Regions from separate parts of the Homo sapiens genome. Here region 2 is linked to region 1. Evidence: chromatin contacts called from ENCODE Hi-C or POLR2A ChIA-PET data. All regions are on one chromosome and are shown on one strand. Each heading gives the region's core, a stretch centred on a gene start or an enhancer-like site at or near the end of the contact. The rest is flanking DNA. Distances are from core to core; before and after follow the strand shown. Region 1 has its middle 190 kb from the start of CDKN3. Region 2 overlaps LOC105370507 (a long non-coding RNA gene).

The links. A loop is a pair of places that touch in the nucleus more often than their neighbours do. ChIA-PET counts read pairs that join two places held with the same protein, here RNA polymerase II (POLR2A). Pooled maps may share reads with other maps.
Region 2: a map of PC-9 shows a loop between it and region 1 (8-fold over the local background). The contact joins two enhancer-like sites. A Hi-C loop is called at or near these places in 2 of 168 maps with a recorded cell type or tissue (PC-9 and endothelial cell of umbilical vein) and 3 of 50 pooled maps. POLR2A ChIA-PET finds 5 or more read pairs at or near these places in 3 of 52 experiments (BJ, PC-9 and activated T-cell).

The regions. Positions count from the first base shown.
Region 1 is chr14:54,209,165-54,214,840 of GRCh38, forward strand. No RefSeq gene overlaps it. Among named protein-coding and RNA genes, the nearest start is that of CDKN3, 190 kb to the right of the region's middle. Within about 2 kb of position 2,932, at least 5 of the 41 ENCODE cell types and tissues checked have a DNase peak (open chromatin) inside an H3K27ac peak, as active enhancers do; they include PC-9 and endothelial cell of umbilical vein, where a contact is called at or near this core.
Region 2 is chr14:54,106,456-54,112,131 of GRCh38, forward strand. The region is part of intron 4 of LOC105370507 (a long non-coding RNA gene); the gene reads right to left. Among named protein-coding and RNA genes, the nearest start is that of BMP4, 150 kb to the left of the region's middle. Within about 2 kb of position 2,421, at least 8 of the 41 ENCODE cell types and tissues checked have a DNase peak (open chromatin) inside an H3K27ac peak, as active enhancers do; they include PC-9 and endothelial cell of umbilical vein, where a contact is called at or near this core.

The DNA.
Region 1 (5,676 bases), core at 1,682-4,181:
ATAGGATAACCATGATTGGTTCAGACGAATCAAGATTCACTTCTGAGTCCTGTAGAAGTGTGGGCCACCCCCACAAAGTCGGGGCTTTGCCCGAAAGGAAGAAGGAAACAGTACTGACTGAAATGCCAGTTCACCATGTCTGCTACAAAGGGATGCGAAATGGGCATCTTCCATGTTGAACCGCTGGAGAAATAGGATACATCCAATACATAATTACCTACACAATTTAGATTATTAATTTAGAATTTAGGAAGACCACGGGCTGGGGGAGCTCCTATAGTGAGAAGGAAAAGTAGAATTTCTAGGTAGAAGGGCATATTAGGAAGGGAGTTTGGGGACTGGAGGCTGAATTTTGGCCACCTTCTAAAGTGAAATTAAACATGTTAAAAGATGGGAGGAAAGTATGTTTAGGATCAAGGATTTTTGCCCTTGGCAGATGAGGCAGGGAAAAAGGAAATTTTACTTCTGAGTTGAAGAATGTAGTGGTAGAGTCAGTCTTTTGAGAGCAAGAATCTCTCGTTTCTGGAGAGGGTGGAGCAGCTGTGAAAGGGAGATATGCAAGGATGCATAGCCAAATATTAATCCAGGGACCTGCATATGCAAACTTCTGAAAAATCCAAGGCAAAGGGTTGTATGAAACCCACAGGAATAGGAGGAAGACACATTTTTGGTAAGTGTGGAATCAACCTGAACTTTACGGGTTCTGAGCTTCCCACTGAACCTGAACCTTTTGGGATTTGAATTTATTTACTCTGGGCAAAATTCACCTTCCCAGTGCTAAAAAAAAAAAAAAAAAAAGGCTCCAAAGATTACTGAACACCAACTAGCTCTTGAGAAACCACACAGGGATGAGTTAAGTGTAAATGAATCACAAACATTCAGATTAAATTTCTCCTCAACTGCACCAGAGTTTAAAGGCCAAGAGAAAAATGTATTTGAGGCGAAATACATTTTGGCTTTTGCAGAACCTAAAACATTTTTAATGAGCTTGAAGTCCTTCAAATAACTTAAAATTCAATGGAATTCTTTCTCTCAAATTCAGCATTCAGCGTGGTGACATACATACAGCTGCCTTTCTAGATCTGTTTCACCTTAGAGAAGAAATTGCTTTTGTTTTTTACTAGTAACTTCTTGATCCAATGTGATCAAGCACAGCTGAGACAAATGCCAGGACAATGTTTAAATTATTATTCTAGGGGCCTATGATGCAAACTGTAGAACTCAAAATTCTATACTCAATGTTGGACAGAAGATTAACAACCCTAAGAGGTAAGACATGAAAATAAAGCAATCTGTTTTTGAAACTTTGTATTTCAAATACTAGGGGGTCTATAGCAGGAATTTGTGTGTCATTCAGTCACTTGTGGAAGGTTATTGAGTGTGTACTAGGTAGCAGGTACTATTTATGATGTAAAATTATGTTTCTTTATCAGTTTGCTTCTTACTCTGAACAAACATATTACGCCACTAAGACCGCTATTATCGCCTCCTCTTTCCTCCTCTTTAAAGTAGCTGACTATGCCCTTTAAGTCTGTTTTCTTTTGTCTTTTATTTCTCACCTTTTAGCAACTCCCATATCAGCCTGCCTGTCTCAGATATACTATACTTGCAGTCTTCCTCATAATAGATGAACATTGAGAAGTTGAAATAGCATTAATTCCTTTACTTCACCAAAACTCCTCTATTTTTTGCCTGGCTACCTCTAACAAACTTCTTTCTGCCCTCTTTTCGATCTGTTGAGAATAGTATCTAACTAATCTTGGTTTAGTACTCCCTGATGGTCTGACTTGATCTAAGTGTAAAATTTACAATATTTTAATGAAAGTAGAGATTCTACATCTTTCAGGCAATCATCCATGAATATGATTTCTTGAAACTGAACCTGAGGCAAGTTTTGCATTCAAAGTTACACTCCCTTAGGGCAGACAGTGCAGAGTCAGTGCTAAATTATGGTTATGTGATGGCCCTCCCAATAAAGCTCACATAATAATTATAATATAGATCTGTATATATCTAACTCTGGCTGAACACATTTGGTGTCACAGCCACTGTGTGCTACATCTCACAAGGACCCAATAAGATAGACACTATTACTATGTCTATTTTACAAAAAAAGAGTCTGAATTTCAGAGAAATTAAGGAACCTAAGATGCACCACTAAGAAGTAGCAGAGGCAGTTTCAAGAGGTCTGTAGGGGCTCAGGCCTGACCTGTTCACTAGCACTTCTCACTGGATGTAGTAAAGCAAAGAGGAAGGTATTGAAGTTCTTTGGCTGGGGCAAGAATACAAGAGCTAACAGTTTTGTTTTGTTAGCCTTAATTCAGTTATGGGGAAGGAATGATACTTCAGGGGAAAAAACCAAAGTTGTTTTTGTTTTTCCAATTAAATTATATTTTATAAGAATTCCTGATGAAACCAGAGGAAAAAAAATCTTGCTTCTCCTCTCTCCTTCAAACAAATACTGAAAACATTCCTCCTAGTTCCTGACTTGGGGAGGTGGCTTATGTCATTACTATGAGAGTGGCCTGTAAAAAAACTCAGTGACAAATATAGTGGGCTCCTCCTGCTTCAGAACAGACTTCCCTACAGTAGGAGAGACTTACCGCATCCAGTGAAAAAGATCACAGATCTTGGATTTTAATCTGGACTTGTGTTTGGAGAAAGAAACCGGAAAAGGGTATGTGACTGACAAAGGAGAATACAATCGGTGACCCTATTTTCATTGCACAAGTCCTGCGAAATTTTCTCTGGGAGCCAAAATCAAGCATTCCTCTCTTCTATTCTTTTTACGGAAGACTCAAAATATTTCATGAATTTCCTCTTCTTTCCTTTAAACTTCTTCCTTTCTTCTTCCTCTGTCCACCCCTCTATCCCTACCTCACAAAATAGAAGTTTTTTCTCCCCTCAGCCAACAAATTTTCTGGTCACCACAACAACAAGCACATTCACAAAGCAAATGAGTAATTTGGAATGTGGCAAGTATCTCATCTGACTCACAGGAAGAAAAAAGAAAAGTTGGCTGCTGCCAAAATGGAAACACTTTCTGGAAAATTCTTGAAGATATTCCTAAAATCTCAAATGGGCAAGTGAATGTACCCTGAGAAAAAACTTGGAATTTCCCAAAATATAAACAAGGTGAATTTTTTAAAAAGTGTTAAGATGATGGAAATAAATATGCTAATGACACTATATAAAGGAACATTTTTTTTCCTCTTCTAATTTCATTTGCTTTTAATACCTGAGCTTTTGCTTAAGGAGTCCCTGCCAAGCAGGGGGCAGTGGTGGTCCCAGAATTTCTATATAGAAGGTGCTTATGGCAGACTATCTGGATATTAGGAGAGACTGGAGACTTGAAGACTACATTAGTCAGGGTTCTCCAGAGAAAACAGAACCAATAGAATGGGTAAATATATTGATTAAGAAACTGGCTCACACAGTTATGGAGGCTGGCAAGTCCAAAATCTGCAGAGACAACATCCCAGATCAAAGGCAGTCAGGCAGAGAGAATTCCCTCTTGCTCAGGGGAGGGTCAGCCTTTTGTTTTATTCATGCCCTCAACTGATTGGATGAAGTCCACCCACATTAGAGAGGGGAATCTGCATTATGAAATCTACTGATTTAAATGTTCATCTCATCCAAAAACACCCTATAGAATCACCCAGAATAAAGTTTAACCACTGGGCACCCTGTAGCCCAGTCAAATTCCACAGAAAGTTAAGCATCACAAAGATTATCTAGAAGCCCACAGATTTTACTTAGTACACTTATTAGCAGTGCAGGGTCTTACAGAGTGATCTAATGAAGATTATGGTAAAAGAAATAACCCCCAGACACATGCCAGGCCACGGTAGTGAACACTGCTAGTTGTCCACCCACCATCTATTCCTTTTTCCTTTCTTCCTGACAGACCCTGATTTTGATTAGTTAGCCACTAATCCTCTGCACAGCCATGTTACTTCTGGGAACACGGTACGGGACTAGGCCCAACCAGTCTAAGATAATACTGTCAGCCTTTTCAGGGATGTTTCAGGACAAGCACACAACCAAACTCTGGCTAATAAGATGTGAGGAAAAGTCTGCTTTTTAGGAAATTCTAGAAAGTATTTCTTCACTCCTAAGAAAGTCCCATTTACCTTGAACACTGACCTCAGTAGATGGGACTCCTGGAACTGCTGCAGCTGTCTTGCTACCAGCCTGAAGTGGCAGCCAGCCCATGGGGGGCTGAAGATAGAGATGAAAACAACCTGGGTTCTTCATGACATCATTGAGCCCCTGAAGGAGCACACCCAAGAGACCACCCCACCTCTGGGCTTTCCATAATGTGAAGCAATAAATCTCCATAGGGTTTAAGCCAGTTGACTCAAGGCTACCTGCTGCCTGAGGCCAAAAATAACGCAAATGATACATCCCCTCTCTTTTGACATATACACTGGTTTAGAGGCCAGAGTAGCTTCAAGATGTCCATCCACAATTCAGAGATAGGAGCCAAAGAGCCATACCTTATGTAAGCCCTAAGACCTGCTCATTCATAGAAGACTATTTATGGAATGTTACCCTGCATTTGCATGGAATGCCCATTTTGGTTAAATTTGCTAGAAATGCTCTCCTGCTGACACTGCATCAAAATGTCAAGAACAAAATATACAATCTTGTTATAGAAACAGGGGCTTACTTTCTCCATCAGTTCCAAGCTAAAATGTTTCCTCATCTTTCTGAGATGTTGATTATTCATAAGCCTCAGCTCTATTTAGGAAAATGCAAAAGGCAAGTTAGAGTCAGTGAAAGAGTTGGCTCCTGCACTAAAAGAAAATTAATGCAATGGAGGTGACTGGAGTAATGCTTTTGAAAATACCGAGTGATTTTTAAATTTTTTATTTCCACAAAGATGACTTCCCCTTAGTCAGCCTAAGGCATTCTCTTGCTACTGTAGTAAAGTACAATTGTTTTGTCAGAAAAGTAAGAAGAAATAAAGAATTCAGGCCAGGCGCGGTGGCTCACGCCTGTAATCCCAGCACTTTGGAAGACTGAGGTGAGCAAATCGCCTGAGGTCAGGAGTTCGAAACCAGCCTGGCCAATATGGTGAAACCCCGTCTCTACTAAAATTACAAAAATTAGCCGGGCGGGGTGGCATGTGCCTGTAATCCCAGCTACTCGGGAGACTGAGGCAGAAGAATAGCTTGCAGCTGGGAGGCGGTGGTTGCAGTGAGCCAAGATCACACCACTACACTCCAGCCTGGGCGAGACTCTGTCTCAAAAAAAAAAAGAGAATTAATACTCAACTTTTAGTTTTCAGAATAGAATTCCAAAACAAGGCAATAGGTTTGTAAGTCAGGTTTCATTAAGAGAGGCTTTTTAAAATTAATGCTTTATTATAAAATATTTATAACACACAGAAGACATAATGATATCATAAATATCTTTATATCTATCCTCCAAAATAAAAAATTATTAATTTTTTCCAGGGCTTCTTTGGACGCTTTTAAATAAAATGTAATAGCTACCTCCCCAAGCCCATTCCTCTCTGCTCTGGTCAGTGACCCTTCCCCTGAATGTTTGTATTATTTTACTAAATATGTATATAGGCACAACAATATATGTTACTATTTGTGTGTCTTTAAATATTACATAAATTGTATCATACTGTATATCTTTAAGTTGCTTTAATTCACTAATCAT
Region 2 (5,676 bases), core at 1,171-3,670, 100 kb before region 1:
AGTTCTTGGGAATAATGAGGGATTTTTCAAAATCAAAATCCCTTCATGCTTTGAGGGATCACAAACACTGATGAGGAAAATACAACCATGAAAACAAGCACACATGCTTTATTCAAGGAATTTGGGAAAGGGAATGGATATATTCCTCCATGCTAGAAGTTACTCCCTTTTCATGATTAATATGGAAAAGCTGTCCATATTTATGTTGATTTTTTAAGGTGACACATTTTCATTATGGCAGTTTTACCCACTTAGCATCAAAGATAATGGAAAGAAACAAAATGTCATTTCCAGTTTGGGATGGAAATGTAATAACTGGAACTTACCCAGTCTCTCCTTCCAATTCAATGTGTGTGTGTTATCAGAGTAGAGCTGTACATCTGCAAGATGCAGCTATAATTATTTGGCACAAAACTTTGGAATCCATAGCTTGTGAACCTAAAATTTACTCAGAATTTATAATTCTACTGTAAATAGGGAAATGTGTATGCGTTGAGTGTGTGTGTTTGTGTGTGTGTGTATGTGTGTGTGCGTGTGTATGTGTGTGTGTTTGAGTGTGTGTGTGTGTGTGTGTGTGTGATGGGGGCAGAGATGGATATTCCTCACTTCTTTGTGTTTTTCACTCAAAATTGCCCCGGTACTCTAAAGCTCTCCAGCCTTGAACATTGTTCCCGTGCTGTGCCCACGTTCCATTGGCACAGGCACGGAATGGTATGCTTGGAATGTCTCCACCCTCCAAAATATTTTTGGATCAAGCTTATCCCTTTTCCCTGAAAAACCTCTGTTGTACAGCATTTGCTTCACTGACTTTTATATTTTTGAATGTGGACCAAATCATGAAAACTCCAGGGCCCCAGTCAACTGTTAAAAGTTCTGTTAACCCTCTGACATCAACAGAATTCTCACTGAAGGAGAGCAAACATGGAGTTCTCTGCTTGGAGTCTAGTCTCTTGTGTCATATTTACCTGCAGGCTCATTTCTAAATGCTCTTGAATTTAGACTTCAGCTTAGAGAAGCTAATTACCATCCAATTTATGTGAAAATAAATGACTTTCTTTTGTAGTTTCCTCTAGATGGGCTTGTTTTTCCTAGTGCGAACTGACAATCTCAGTCAAAGACTGGAGCCTCAGAGGGACTTGCAGGGGAGACTGCGTTTCCTCTAAGTCAAATTAGTGGGGATGTTTTCACTTGTATCCCTATGAAGTCAGTCAATAAATAATAATGTTTATAACAGTAATAGCACTATTAAAGTGTTATTATATGTGCCAGGTACTGGGATAAAATTGTCACATACAGTATCTCATTTAATTTCCATAATAATCATAGGAGATGGCATCCCTATTTTACTTTATTATTTATTTATTTGTATTTTTGAGACAGAGTTTTGCTCTTGTTGCCCAGGCTAAAGTGCAATGGCGCGATCTCGGCTCACTACAACCTCCATCTCCCAGGTTCAAGCGATTCTCCTGCCTCAGCCTCCCAAATAGCTGGGATTACAGGCATGTGCCACCACATCCGGCTAATTTTATATTTTTAGTAGAGACAGGGTTTCACCGTTTTGGTCAGGTTGGTCTCGAACTCCTGACCTCAGGTGATTCAACCATCTTGGCCTCCCAAAATGCTGGGATTACAGGTGTGAGCCACTGCACCTGGCCAGCATCCCCATTTTAGTCATAAGAAAACTTAGATCACAAAGGTAGCATGTGGCACAGTCACAATTTTTTCAATTACCATGGGTTTATAAAAGAAAAAATGACAGTGAAAAGATTTTATGTATCCTCAAGAAAACTATGATTAAAATGAAAATTAAACTTTGTTTCTAACGTATCTGTGATAGCAACATATTTTGGGGTCACTTAAGTGGGTATAGTGAAATACTTTGGAAAAAAATTCCTTTTAAAATCTTGTTGGCATTTAAGTGACACTTTGGCAAAACACTATGAAAACATCTGGTCACATCTTCTCAACACTAATTTCTTCCCTAAATGTTGTTTTTAATATGTCACAGTTGTTAAATTTGTAACAAGTAATGCCCTTGAGACTAAACAACAGTGCCTGGTATGTGAAAAATGGACAATGCATTTACAGCAGTAAAAACCAAAAGGAAATTTTAAATAAACATTTAATTGAGTACAAATAGCCTGAAAGTTATTTTGGTGGAACTTGCCCAATCTGTGTGCTGACATTAGCAGCAGGATGTTCTAAATAAACTCTGTTAAAACAAATGTTGTCTTCTTCAGTTGAGACATAACTGATCAGATTCAGTTCTTCTGAAGGATTATGGCTAGGGAAGGAACACTTGTTAGTTGGAAGGAAACTCTCCATTCATAGTCTCAGAACAAATGCATAACCACCAAAACACCAGGGAGAATGGAGCTGGGTATTTGGATATTGTACAGCAACTTCAAAGTAGACAACAAAAAGGAGAAAAACCACCACCAACCACCGATGTTTGCATATCGGTTACCCAAAGTCCATGGGCCTGATTCACTTCCTCTCTAACTCTAAAAGGATTTTTCCTTCTAGATAAAGCCCTGCATATTTGAATAGAATCCAACATATGTACTTGTCTCAGGCTATATTTTGCTCTTGCTGTATTATAATTTTGTGCAGTGGAAAGTCTTGCAAAGTTCTACAATGAGGGAAAAATTCAAAACACAGATCATATTCAGGCAATTAGTAATGCAGCTGAGAAAGAGGGGCTGTGTATGTCATATAGCCAATTATTTGAAAACAATTATTTTTCAGTTTCATGTATTGACTATTTCCACATATGGATAGACAGATGCTTTTGAGCAGAAATGTTTTTCCACTGATATGGAATCCTTGAAGAAACCAGATTGGCTTTGATGTGATTCAGAGATTGTGTCATTCATCAAATGGTTTTAAAGAATGTGACTAACCTTAGGGTTCGTTCAACCTGAAAATAAACACAGATGGTTTTGGGTGAACAAACTATTTTCCATAGCAGATTTAACCATACATGTAATGGAATATGCATCCTTTGTATTTAGTGCCACATTTGACTTAACATAAAAGCAATTAGAGTGAACATGAGTCAAACTTTCTAATATAGTAAATGTGTAACTTAGTCCCATCCCATTGAAAAAAATTTTATATTGAAATATTTTAAAACATACAGAAGAGTTGTATACATATTACAAAGAACTTTTATTCTTGAATCTTTTTTTTTTTTTTTGAGATGGGATCTTGCTCTATTACTCAGGCTGCAGTGCAGTGGCATGATCACAGCTCACTGCAGCCTTGACCTCGTGAGCTCAAGCAATCCTCCCACCTCAGCCTCCTGAGTAGCTGGAACTACAAGCATGCACCATCGCACCTGGCTAATTTTTCTATTTTTAGTAGAGATGAGGTCTCACCATGTTGCCCAAGCTGGTCTTGAACTCCTGAGCTCATGTGGTCCCTTCACCTTGGCCTCCCAAAGTGTTGGGATTACAGGCATGAGCCAACTTGCCTGGCCAATTCTTGAGTCATTTAAGAGTAAGTTGTAGGCATAATTTTCTATTTCTCCTGAATAATTCAGTATGTTCTTCCTACAAATGACCTGCAAAGCAGGAAATTAACACTGATATATTATTACCACCTACTCCAGAGTTTCAACTATTGCCCCAACAATGTACTTTATAGTAATGGATCTCAAACTTTAGTGTGCTACAAAATCAATGGGAAGTCTCAGTAAATACAGATTAGTGGGCCCAAATCCAGGGTTTCTGATTAAGTGGGTTCAACATGAGGTCCAAAATTTTATATTTCCAAGCAAGTTCCTAGGTGGTGCTGAAGCTGCTAATCCTGGGACCACACTTCAAGAACCATTGCTTTATGGCAAAAAATCCAATCCAAGATCACATGTTGCATTTAATGACTGTGTCTGTTTAGTTTCCTTTAATATGAGGACATTTTTCAGCTATTCCTTGACTTACATGATCTTGTGGTTCTGGCAGCGTACAGGACAGCTAACTATACTCTACAGACTATCCCTTAATATGGGTTTGTCTGATGCTTCTTCGTGATTAAATTCAGGTTATGATTTTTAGCAGGAATATATCACAAAAATGTTCATCTTATTGCATCCTCTTGGGTGGTACAGAATTTTAATTTGCCTCATTACTGGTGTTAACTTTGATCACTTGATTAAGATGGTCCTTGCCAGGCTTCTCTACTACAAAGCTACACTTTTTCCTTTACATTTGTAATTTTAAAACATATTGTAGGGAGATAGTTTGTCACTTAAGTAAATATCCCATCTCTCATCAAATTCTTATCCACTAGTTCTAGCAGCCACTGATGTTTTTTGCCTGAATTGATTATTACTACAACAATTGCCAAATGCTGTTTTCTAACTCTGTCTTCCCTTCTACATTTATTCATTGCTATTCTACTGTTTTATTTCCCCCATTTATTTATTCAGTATTTATCAGTATAGACTGATGGATTCCTATTTTATTTAATGGGTTACAATCCATTATTTTGTATTTATTTTGATGCTTAAATTGTCCCAGAGTTGGCCTGTGGGAGTCCAGTCAAGCTGACTTCTGTGTCCTTTCTTTATGTCCCAGCATTACTTCAACATTCCCTTGCTCTCTTATATCAAAAGATGTTCTGGCTCTTCTTTTACTTTTTCTACCCAGACCCAAAATCAATCATTTTCTCAAAGAGACCTAGTTGCTTTTAATGGGGAATGGTATTTTAAGATCAAGATATAGGTTCAATTTATCTTTTACTATTGGTATATTGCTGCTCCTAGTCTCTCTCAGTAGACAGAGCTAGCAGATATATGTATATGTAAACACACTCACACATACATACCAGAGTTACATCTAAATTTAACTCTCTGCTTATATTATTGAAATGTGCATGTGTGTACATATAGGCTTGCATCTATATATTTCTATTTTGGCCTATGTATTGATAATCATGAGTTCATGCCTCCAATTCCAACCCAACATCACAGGATTCAATCTAGCTTTCTTCCTCTCTCTAACTCCATTATTCTCAATATTTTTACTTAATTAGCCCCCAATATGTAACAATCTCCCAACTTAACCAGAATAAGAAGTTACTAATTACTAAAGGATACCTGAAGTTTCAGGAGGCTTTGTATACCCAAAGAAAACCAAGCTAGCATTTTTTTGGTGGCTTATAGGTCATCTTACCACAATAGTATCATCCTAAGCAACTCAAAAAATTAACTCAGCTGCATTACAAAAAGTCAAGTGCTTTGAAGTGTGAGCTGCCTGTAGCTATCTCTACTTATACTCATCAGATACACAAGTTTTCCATTCTCTTCAGGGTCAGATCATGAAGTTAGAGGTGATCTCACAGCCTAACATAGTTTAAAGTTTAAGAGCTGACTCCTCCCTGTACCCCCTCCATAGGAATGACTGCTGTCAAGAAGACCCTCCAGAGCTCCTGGAAGGGGACATTGAGTTAAATATGACTAATTGAACACATATATTTACCTCCTATTCCACCTCAAATCTCACCAAAAGAGGGAATGGGGAGAAAGGAGGTATTAACTCAAACAAAGAGAACGGGATATCAGGAAAATGCAAATCAAAACCACAGTGAGGTATCATTTCCACCCTACTTGGGATGGCTATTATCAAAAAGACAAAAAATAAATGCTGACAATGATGCAGAGAAAAGGGAACTCTT